2 separate regions of the Mus musculus genome follow, and region 2 is linked to region 1. The links are chromatin loops, found by intact Hi-C in ENCODE. Cell type or tissue: heart. All regions are shown on one strand.

Region 1 (5,000 bases):
TGCTCAGAGAGATGGGCCAGGAGCTAGGGCTGGCAAGCCCAGTCTGCCCAGAGACTGTTAGCCCCCTGCCTCTGTGAAGAGAAGTTTATTCAACAAAATGCAGACGAGCTAAGAACACGTCCTGCTCTATGTGAGTCTTGTTGTAGGCTGTGCACATCTTGGGAGATGTGTGGATGAAAGGCGCCATATAAAATGCAATCAATTATGAATCACCATTACTGAATTAATCACATGTATGATTAATACGGTAATAATAATTAATGGGAGTATGATCTAGAGATTACAGCTGAGAACGGGCAGGGAGGAGCTGAATGCAGCTTGCAGTTGCTGCTGCTGCCTGGAGTCTTCACCTTAGGGAATGCCTTGGGAGTGAGTCCCGCTCTTCATCTCACACACCAACATGGGCTGCAGAGATCGGAGACCCTGGGATGTCTCCAAACCCCTAAATGGTCCCAGATGTGTCCCAGGCAGCTGCCACCAATTCTTCTATATCTCGACTGATCAAGGTCAAAGGGACAAGGGTTTCTTAAGAATCTGAATTTTGGTCTGGCACAGAGAGTGCAGCTACTGTGGGTGTGGCCAGAATGTGTGGGCAGCTCAGAGCTCAAGGCTCACTTCCTTTGGTAGTATGCGTTCACTTGATCTGTCCCTCCTTCTGTCTGTCTGTGTTGGGATCCCAGGAGGGCTGGACCTCATCTGTCACCTCTCACTGCAGAGCTCATTTTCATTTGCATGTGACTTTATAATTTCCTGTTACTCCTTGATCCTGTTGTTTATTTCCTGATAGCAAAGGATTTGGAAGGCATTGGGAAGATATCTACGACAAAGCCTGTCCCATCTCCCATCTCCCCGGCTTATGGCTTGATATATGTCTCCAAAGCCTTTGTATAGTCTTTCTCTATACGTATGTGACACAAGCATATGCACACACATACATGCTCAGACACACATCTCTTTTAAAAAATAAAGGCCTGTACCACATTGCTGCATTGCTCAAGAATGCTTTTCAGTAACAGATTTTCACACACACACACACACACACACACACACACACACACACACACACACACACTTTGAATTACAACAGAACAGTGAGGGCCAGAGTCCCACCAATGAAGATGATTAGGCCGCGTTAGAGAGGGAGCTATCGGTGATTCTGGTGGGGGTGTTCATTAACACTTTTCTGCCTCTGGTGCTCAGCTGCCTTTCTCTGCCAGTGAAAGGTCATTTGTCAGAAGGCACCTTAATGCAGTTTAGAAATGAACGGGGCCGGGCCACCTGGTCCCTCTACATGGCTGGAATCCTATTCATTCCTGGGCACTTTATTGTTCTTTGAAAGGAATGTCTTTTCCTGGAGGCTGCTGTGGAATTCAGTCAGTTCAGGATGGAAAAGCAGGGGCTGCACTCCCAGATAAATCCCCTTTTCACACTGACGGGGAAACTGAGGCTAAGAGCAAGAAAAGTTCTCCTCAAATGCACACGGCTAGTTAGGTGAGGGGCCAAGAAAGCCCAGTCTCTCTCCCGTGCTGTGATTGTCGCGGCAGCATCTTTGCATGCGTGGGTCACAAGAGCCATCCTGAAACTCAGTAGAGCCAGCCCAGGGTCCCGGGTCATCTGAACTGGAAGTTAAAAGCATCCTTCTCCATGCCTTGTTGAAGGCATCCAGACACTGTATGATGTAACAGCAGGGCACTGCTGGGGATTGATGGCCCTGCCTGGGGGAGACAGCAGGCCAAAGGCCTACAGGGTCATCACTCACCCTGGGCAGAAGCCCCACAGTGTGCCCTTCACTGTTGCCTGAGGCACAAATGCTTACAATCTGAGAGGCTGTGGTCTGCCTGCTTCCTCCAAGGAGTTCCCTCTGGTTGGAGACACTGAGGCCAGGATAGGAATATGTGTGTATTAGGGGAGAGGACATTGGCCTGCATCTGCTTTCCTGGACAGCTTGGTGGGGTGGCCCTTCTTTGAAATCTGAGGATGTGTTCAAGTTGGCACTCAGAAAAGAAAGGTCTTGCCAGTCACACTCGACAGACAGGGAAACTGAGGCTCTGAAAGAACTTGTGTCATGCCACAAATAATCCAGCAAGCCAGTCAGTGGGGGAGCATCCAATTAAGAACATGAAGATCCATCTCCCAAACCAAAATCTTACTTAGTTGCATGACCTTGGCCAAGCCACTTAAGGTCTCTAAACTCCAAGTTGAGGTTAAGTCACACAGCTTGGGGAAGAACTAGGGACCAGTGCACACAGGCCACTTTGCATGCAGTCTGACATGAAAGGCACTCTATAAATTGTTTGTTATTATTATCATCATCATTATTACCAATGACAATCTTTAATTCTTCATTTCCTGCTTGCTTTGTCACAAAATTCCAAATGTTATAACCAACAGAACAACCCTCTGTTAAGATTTAGGGGGAGATGTTGGGAGTAGGGAAGGGTTAAAGTGGGTGTGAGTGGAGGCAGTGGGGTGGGGGCTGAGGTACAAGCCAACCTAGTGACACCCTCTGTGACCTTGGACCAGTCTCTCTCTCTCTCTCCCTCTCCCTCTCTCTCTCTCTCTCTCCCTCTCTCTCTCTCTCTCTCTCTCTCTCTCTCCCCCCACCCCACCCCCTCTAGGTCCTTTGTTCTTGATGCATCCAAATGACATCTCCGTAAATACTGCAGCAAGAACCCACCCAAAGGGGACCAGGAGCACCCCCAAAAGACCCACAAAGCGCCCCTGGGAATACCAGGAAGCACTCTTACAGCCTGCACACAGCCTGGCAGGAAGCCTCCAGGGGGCTGAAGAGAGCACAGGGCTGTCCTAGGGCAGTCAACTCAGTGGCCTCTGCCCGGCATCTGCTGGAGTCCTCCCACGTGGTCCTCCCAGGCCTGCCCCAGGAAGGCAGAGAGCTCCTTAGCAAAGGCCCTCCTGCCCCCCTACTCTGCGCTCCCTGCAGAGCTGGCTTGGCTTCTCCGTCAAAAGCAGGGCCCATCAGGCTGGAGGCGGCGATGTGTCAGCTGGTATTCATGCTTTGGTTGTGCGCTCAGAGCGCTCCCCCTCCCCAGCTCCCCAAATCCACCCACCCACCCCTTTACCCACTGCTCAGGGCCTTCTGGGTGGCAGCGCTTCACACAGAGAGAAAGAGACAGAAACCGAGGAGCAGCAGCCTAGAGCCCTGGCTGTGGGGGGTGGGGGCTGACTCACTTGGCCCCCTCCCTGGTGCCGATGGGGCAGCCCCCACACCCCTGGGCGCTGGCACCGAGTCAGGCCCCACAGTTGGGAAGAAGGGAGATGCAGCTCCGCTGTGCCTGACCCGAGTCCGCTGAGGATGCACCCCGAGCTCAGGGACCGGTTGGTCCTCGGGCCGACAGGCGATGTGTAGGCAGCGACCCCCCACAGCAGGCTCACTCCGGCGGCCGCCTGCTGGGGCCACCCTGGCCGCGGGCCCGCCGGGACACCCCTGTTCGCCGCGCCCCTCCCCGGGCCGAGCTCGTCCCCGGAGCCTCGCAGTATTTCCTTCCTGCACCTTTAAGAAGACCGTTGCTCCGTGGTGGGATGGTGTGTTAAAGCCACACAGAGGAAGTTACGCAGCCCGGATCAGACCGGGAGATAAAAGCCCCGATGGTGACCGTGAGTGATGGCAAGAGGATTTAGCCTCGGCATTAACTTGGAGCGGAGTGCAGGGGGGCGGTGAGGCGCCCCGCCATCTGGCCGGCGCCGCGCCAGGGGGATGTTCAGGCGCCTGGACCAGCAGCGGCGAAGCCCACCCAGGCCAGGGGCTGAGTGGGGCGCGCGTGCAGGTTCTCCCCTGGCTGCCCAGGGGGCCCCAAAAGTTTGCACTTGTTAACAGCGACCTCCCGATCGGCCCGGGAGGGCCATGCAAGCCGCGCGGTTGGCCCCCTTCCCTGGCCCGCGTCTCCGGGACGGCTGCGGGCGGGCCCCCCGGCGGCCCGAGGGTTCCCCAGCCCAGATCTGAGGGTGGCCACCGCAGCGGCGGCGCGGGGCAGGAGTCTCCAGCTCTCAACCCTGCGGCCCGTGCGCCCACCCAGCACCAGCCAGAGGGTGGCGGTCTCCGGCCTCTCGGGGCTCGCTCCGGGAAGCTGCTCCGAGCCCGGGTAAGGCGAGCGGGGAGCGCCGGGGCGGCGGGCGGGGACGGAAGCGCCGCAGTTTCGCCAGGGTGCTTTCATTTTGAAAAGGCTTCGGCGACGGTGCCAGTTCTCCCCGGACCAGGGAGTCACTCGGAGCCTCCTAGCCGAGGTTCGGACGCAAAGTTATCTGGTGGCGGCTGCTACTAAAGGAGGGCTGGAGCCGCGGAAGAGGGGTGTGTGTGCGCGCCGGGTGCAGCATCTTTAAGAAGTAGAGTAGCTAGTCTTCTCTCTGGGCTCCCCGCCACCCAGCTCGTCTTTTTCTATCCGAGCGCCTGTGTGGGGAGGGGATGGGCTGTTGCAATAACGCTGCTTACTCGTGTCTATGAAAAGTAAATTAACCCTTCTCCGCCGGCGCTCCCCTCCCTAATTTAGTCTCCTCTGGGCTCTAAAGGCGCAAGGAGAACTCTTGGCCAGTCAGGTTAGAAACTTCTTTCGGTGCTGTGGAGGGGGTCGGCAGGCGGAGAAGGGGGCTCCACCACCGTGGAGAGTCGCACTCCAGGGAGAGCAAAGACGGGAAGTGGACCTCCAGATCTCGGGTCCGCCCGTTTCGGAGTAAGTTGCGGGTCTTTGCTGGGGGATGGCGGCGACAGGGTCTCCGCGGAGCAGCGCCGGGAAAAAGAATGCGAATAATTCCCTGGAGCTTTGCTCGGTGTCTTTTAATTAAGGGAGGCGATGTCAAATGAGGGGGCAGCCTGGATGCTAGCCTGGCCTTTATTAAAGGCGTGATTATTAATTGCGCCGGTGGTTTGCACCGAACTTCGGAAAGGCAAAACGCAGCGGCGGTTTGTGCTCTATGTGCGGTGCACGCCACTGTCTACGCGCCCGAGCTCAGCGCGGACTCAGCCAGACTCCTGGGTGTCTGCGGGC
Region 2 (5,000 bases), 170 kb before region 1:
GCTTCACTCCCAGTCCATACTGTGTCAGAGGCAATACTGCAATGCTGGAGATCAGTGTCTGCTTGAAGAATCTCAAGGATGTGGAGTACTGGTCTCTCCTTTATCTGTTTTGTTCACTAGTCTGACCTCTGCAGGAGGACCTGAGATCATTACAAGCCCACAAGGCAGAGGGCCTCACTGTTCACCATGACAGATGAGGAGCATCTTTGTGAATGTCACCACTGAAGGTTGGCAAAACCACTTTAGAGTGAATGCATTTTCTTTCCTCATCCCAATCAAACATAGAATCAAGCCCAGTTCATATGCTACAGAATGTACATAGCTTACATTTTCTTCTTTGGGAGAGGTCTCCTGCCCTCTGCCACAATATAAAGCCCACCATGGCTGTGCCAGCCCCCGCCCAAGACTATCATCTATGTCTGAGCAAAGGAATCCCACATGGCCAACTGAAAGAGAAAGAAAGGGCCCAAGTTTGGTCTACGGATGGGCCATCTGATAAGTGAGCACCAGCCAGTCACACGTATCAGCTGACTTACAGATTGGCTTTAAAAATCAGCAACGAGGGGTGATTTTTCGCAGTGATGGGGACTTCAGTAACACTGTACACTCCACAGGAGTAGTAGCAAAGGTTATGTGATACATGGTCTCATAAGTGGCCCACCTAGATTGGTAAGTCAGGACAAGGACAGAAGTAGACATATGTGTGGGCACATGGGGAATGGAAAGGGTGGAAGAGCCCACATGTCATCACCAACCCTCAAGGAAAAGGCACTGGGCAACTAGAAGGCAGACTCCTAGCCCACTGTCTACCCAGTGTATCCACTCAAAGTGGCCATGGTAGCAGAAATGGCCGAACATGAATATACCCTTCTTGAAGTGATCTGGCTACTGATGCCAATCAATATCTGCCGGCAAGAGAGACTAATACTGAGTAGCCAGCATCTGCTTGGTGAAGCTGATGAGCTGACATCTTCTATTCTAGAGGGCTAGCAGTCTACTCTCACAAGAATGATGCCTGTGATGCCAGGACATCACTATGCAAAAATGAGGTACCATCCCCCAAGATACAGGATATGGATCAAACCAGAGAGGATCAGTAGGATGCTGTGCCTCTGAGGGAAAGAATACACAGGTCTGAGAGTCAAGGGGAACTAAGAGAAATGTCTCTTCACTCAGAAGAGACTTGGAACATCACTGTCCTGGGACTCTGACCAGGGGGAATGCAGTTCCACTGTATCATGGCATGGCTGCCTCCTGGGTACTCTGCAATCTGGTCTTAGAATCTGGGAGCACAGAGGTGTTATCATCTTGCCTCAGCACTGGCTCTGAGAAGCAGGCAGTGGATGAGGAGGAGTCCAGGTGGCTACCCTCATGGTGTCCTAGTATACTCACCCATTGTGACTCTAGGTGCCTGGTCTTAGAGGGGCCTGGTGATGGGGCTCAGGTGTGGCAGGAATGAAGCTGTGTGTCTCCCTGGGCCAGCTCTGCACTAAGGGTGAGTAGAACCCAGAATGATAGCTCAGCAGAGTATCAGTGACAGCAACAGCATTCACCATTGGTGTTGGAAGTTGTGAGAGCATGCTTCTGGGGTTGGGGAATCAATGACTAGCATTCTGAAACACCACTATATGGTACCAGAATTGAGACTGTTACAGAGCAGGGTTGGTGAGATTCAGTCCCTGTGGCCAGCTGTGGGGACAGTCAGCTCCCAGCTGTCCGGCTCCTTCAGCACCTGCCCCAGCTGTGTGTTGAAGCCTCACTGCAGTGTAGCCTTCTTGGAGTCCCTGCAGTTTTTGACTGAGTGAGGCAGTATACAGAAGGGCACCTCCTACTGAGCACCAGGCAGTGCTGCTCCAGACATTTCCCAGGAGGTCAAGGGCCTGTTGGATGTAGGCAAATTGTTCTCCGGTGGCCTAGACCCTTTCTTCCCCTTCCTTTCCCAGGTACTGACCCCTAATAAACATACCATACATCAGCACCCATGCCTTATACAGTTAACAAGTAGGGCTGCCAGAATCCTCACACCCAGCTCTGCTTCAGGGGACTGGACAGAGTGTGAGTGCCAGTGTCAGCACACCTATAGCTGAGGAGAGGACTGCACCTTCAGAATGACTCAGTTTTCCCTCTGTGGCAGACTGGCTTTGGCCAGTGAGCTGTCATCTCATTCCATGGACTCATTTGTAGCACAGAAGTATCTGTCCACCCTGGCTGATAAAGTACTGCCTCTGCCAAAAAGCAGTGTGCACCGGGCAAGGCTCCAGGGCCACCAGGCACACTGAAGCATAAAGCTCTGCAGTAGAGGGAGCCACACCCTTCCACCTGCAAAGAATCTGGAGCCGAGGGCTTGACACTGGGTTCACGGACAGATCTCCAGTAAGTGGGGAGATGATCTCTAAGAAGAGCAAAGCAAAGCAGAGGAAGGGTTCAGAGATCATGCAAAATCGTGGGGAAAGACAGATGTAACTATGTCCTATATCCCGGATTTTTCTGCCTCTCCTAATCCATCTTACTCGAGGGAAGAGGGACGCAAGCAGGGCTATTCTGAGAAAACCTCAGGAACTCAGATGAGTTCTCTGCGGCCAGAGTTTCTCTAACACAGGAGGTGGTGGAAGAGATGCCTCCTGGCTCTTCCAGTCTGAGTTTCATGGTGGCCCAAATATGCTTCCTCAAGAATACAGAAGTTCCTTTGGGGTGAGGACAGTTCTGCATAGTGTCTACATGTCTGCTGAACAAACTGCATTGAATTAATTGGTCATAAGGGACCTCTAAATTCTAAGTGTTCCTTTGTTAAAAATAAAAATCTGCCAAAAACCATATTTTTGAGAAAACCCATTCCAGCCCACATGTGATGTGGAAAGTCAGATCTGTGCACAGCCTGTGGGGGGTAAGGTCCATTTCAACTGACAGAAAAAGGTTTAGATGAGGGAGAAAATACAATTGGTAGCTTCAACTTAATGCATTACATAATTTCATTGTTACAGTTTTCTAACAGCCCAAGTCTGAACCCTCTTCCCACTTCAAATCAACTTCTTCTTCTTTTTTTTTTTTTAATGTGCCGAATGGGAAGAAGGGTTTTCTAGAACCACCATGCTTGGAAATCATGCTCACAGTATTGGTAAGAATGAAGTAAATGTTACTCTAAGCCCCATGAGAGAATTACAGGGCTCTTTTCTTTAGAGCCCCGTGATGCCCGGTGAGTCCCTCTGATGGCAAGAAATCCTCAGATTGTCCCATTACTTGGGGAGCTGGAAAAGCTGCCATGAACAAAGTCCCTAAAGCCAAAAGTCACAGCCCTTCAACGGTGTGCCCGAGCTCCAGAACATATTGGAAAGAGACCTGGGGACATGCATAGTACTTTAGGAGTCTCTTTGCAGACTGGACAAAAGAAAACCTGGGGACCACCCTGTCCCATGTGTGTATTTTCCAAAGTTCAAAATAAAGTTGTTTTTAATTTGATCTGAGACCAAAGTCTTGATACAGAAAGTTAAGGATGAGGTCATTAGACAATGAGGTCACTGGGTGAAAGGTGAGAGACAGGGTGAGCAGGGGAAGTGTCTGCTTAGCAGGCCTTACTCTGATTGCAAGAATATTTACTCATGCCCTACTGCTTATTCAGCATCCAGCATGGTGGGCATCAGGTTTTCTTCCCCGAATCATGAAAGTGAACACAAAGTGGAACTTAGTGCAAATGAGTGAGGATAATGTCGATTTAAGCCAGGCCTAGTGGCCCTCATAATCCCAGCTCTTGGGAGGCAGAGGTGGGAGGTTCACCACAAATCTGAGGCCAGCTTCATCTATACAGTGTTCTAGACCAGCCAGGGCTACACAGCAAGATGGGTTTCAATAAACAAACAAAATTCAAGTAAGCAAAAAGAATTGCAAGAATGGCATGAATTTAGATATCAGTGGCTCAAAAATGAGTAAGTATTCTTACAGAAAAAAAAAAAATCAAAGCAAACTTGCTAGATGCCTGTCACCACCAACAGCCACTCCAGACCACAGCTATCACAGCTGCCCAAGAAGGAAGACCTCAAAGCTAAGGAACAGAAAACACAGACAAAGCTCTGTGTTTAGACCCCTACATGGGTGAGGGTGTAGAGCACCTGGACCCTCAAACCCTGCTGCTAGGAATGTGAAGTGATACAACTTCTTTGGAAAATTGTTCATCAACTTCTTAAAAACTTAAACATATATCTATGAGGTAACCAAGGTACTACAATCCAAATTCGTATGCAGAAAAGAGAAGCACATGCCCACACAGAGCCTGGCACGCCAAAGGTCAGAATGGCTTTATCCATCAAGACAAAGGGACAAATTGTGGGACACTCAGTGGACTACTGTACAGTAGCAAACAGAAATGATGTATACATGCAACAATAGGCTCAATCTCATGGTCATGTCAAGTAATAAAGACAGAGTTTTAAAAAAGGGTTATGTTATATGGCTTCATCAACATAAAGTTCTGGAAAATACAAACTAATTTACAGGAAGAATGACAAAGGAGCATGGGACAATATTTAAGGTAGGAAATAATTCTCATTTTCTTGATTATTTTCTTATACATTATTTCACAATTTAAATACATATGATTTATCATAAAATATAGCTATTAAATAATGGCTATAAAGAAAAATTATACATTGAATCTACAATAAACTAAACTGTCCACATATATACAAACACATACATACAGATTTCATAAATATACTAATTCTCAATACCCACAGGGCAGTGCAGCATCTCAATTACACAGACTAACTACATGAGTATTATATACCATGGCACAGTGAAGAATGATAGTGGAGCCGGCCTTCCTGTCGTCACGGGCTAAAGTGAATGAGGGAGGTGATGAGCACTGACACTGCATCCCTGAGCTGGGCCCAGCAGGCCCCATGACTGCCTCCGTAAGCCCTACAAGCTTTCCTCACTGTGCTCCTCTCGATGCGTGCCCCAGGCTCTCACAGGTTCTCCAAATGCACCACCCTGGAGAACCCCTCACA

What was found. A loop is a pair of places that touch in the nucleus more often than their neighbours do. Peaks named below come from ENCODE experiments on the same cell type or tissue, not always from the same donor. Only the 100,000 strongest peaks of a DNase experiment are listed, where the experiment ranks them.
Region 2: it touches region 1 in a loop (2.0-fold over the local background); 3 of 42 quality-filtered maps call a loop at or near these places.

Annotation. Positions count from the first base shown.
Region 1 is chr2:29,251,565-29,256,564 of GRCm38, reverse strand. It overlaps 6530402F18Rik (RIKEN cDNA 6530402F18 gene), which reads left to right and starts at 3,572. Exons shown (of 2, transcript NR_029460.1): 1 at 3,572-4,100. In heart, CTCF peaks have their summits at 2,774 (motif pointing right) and 4,041 (motif pointing right); DNase peaks (open chromatin) are centred at 2,834, 3,554 and 4,244; H3K4me3 peaks cover 2,356 bases; H3K27ac peaks cover 1,517 bases; H3K27me3 peaks cover 4,944 bases.
Region 2 is chr2:29,424,110-29,429,109 of GRCm38, reverse strand. The region is part of intron 3 of Med27 (mediator complex subunit 27); the gene reads right to left. Among named protein-coding and RNA genes, the nearest start is that of Mir133c, 49 kb to the left of the region's middle. In heart, a CTCF peak has its summit at 2,299 (motif pointing right); a DNase peak (open chromatin) is centred at 2,219.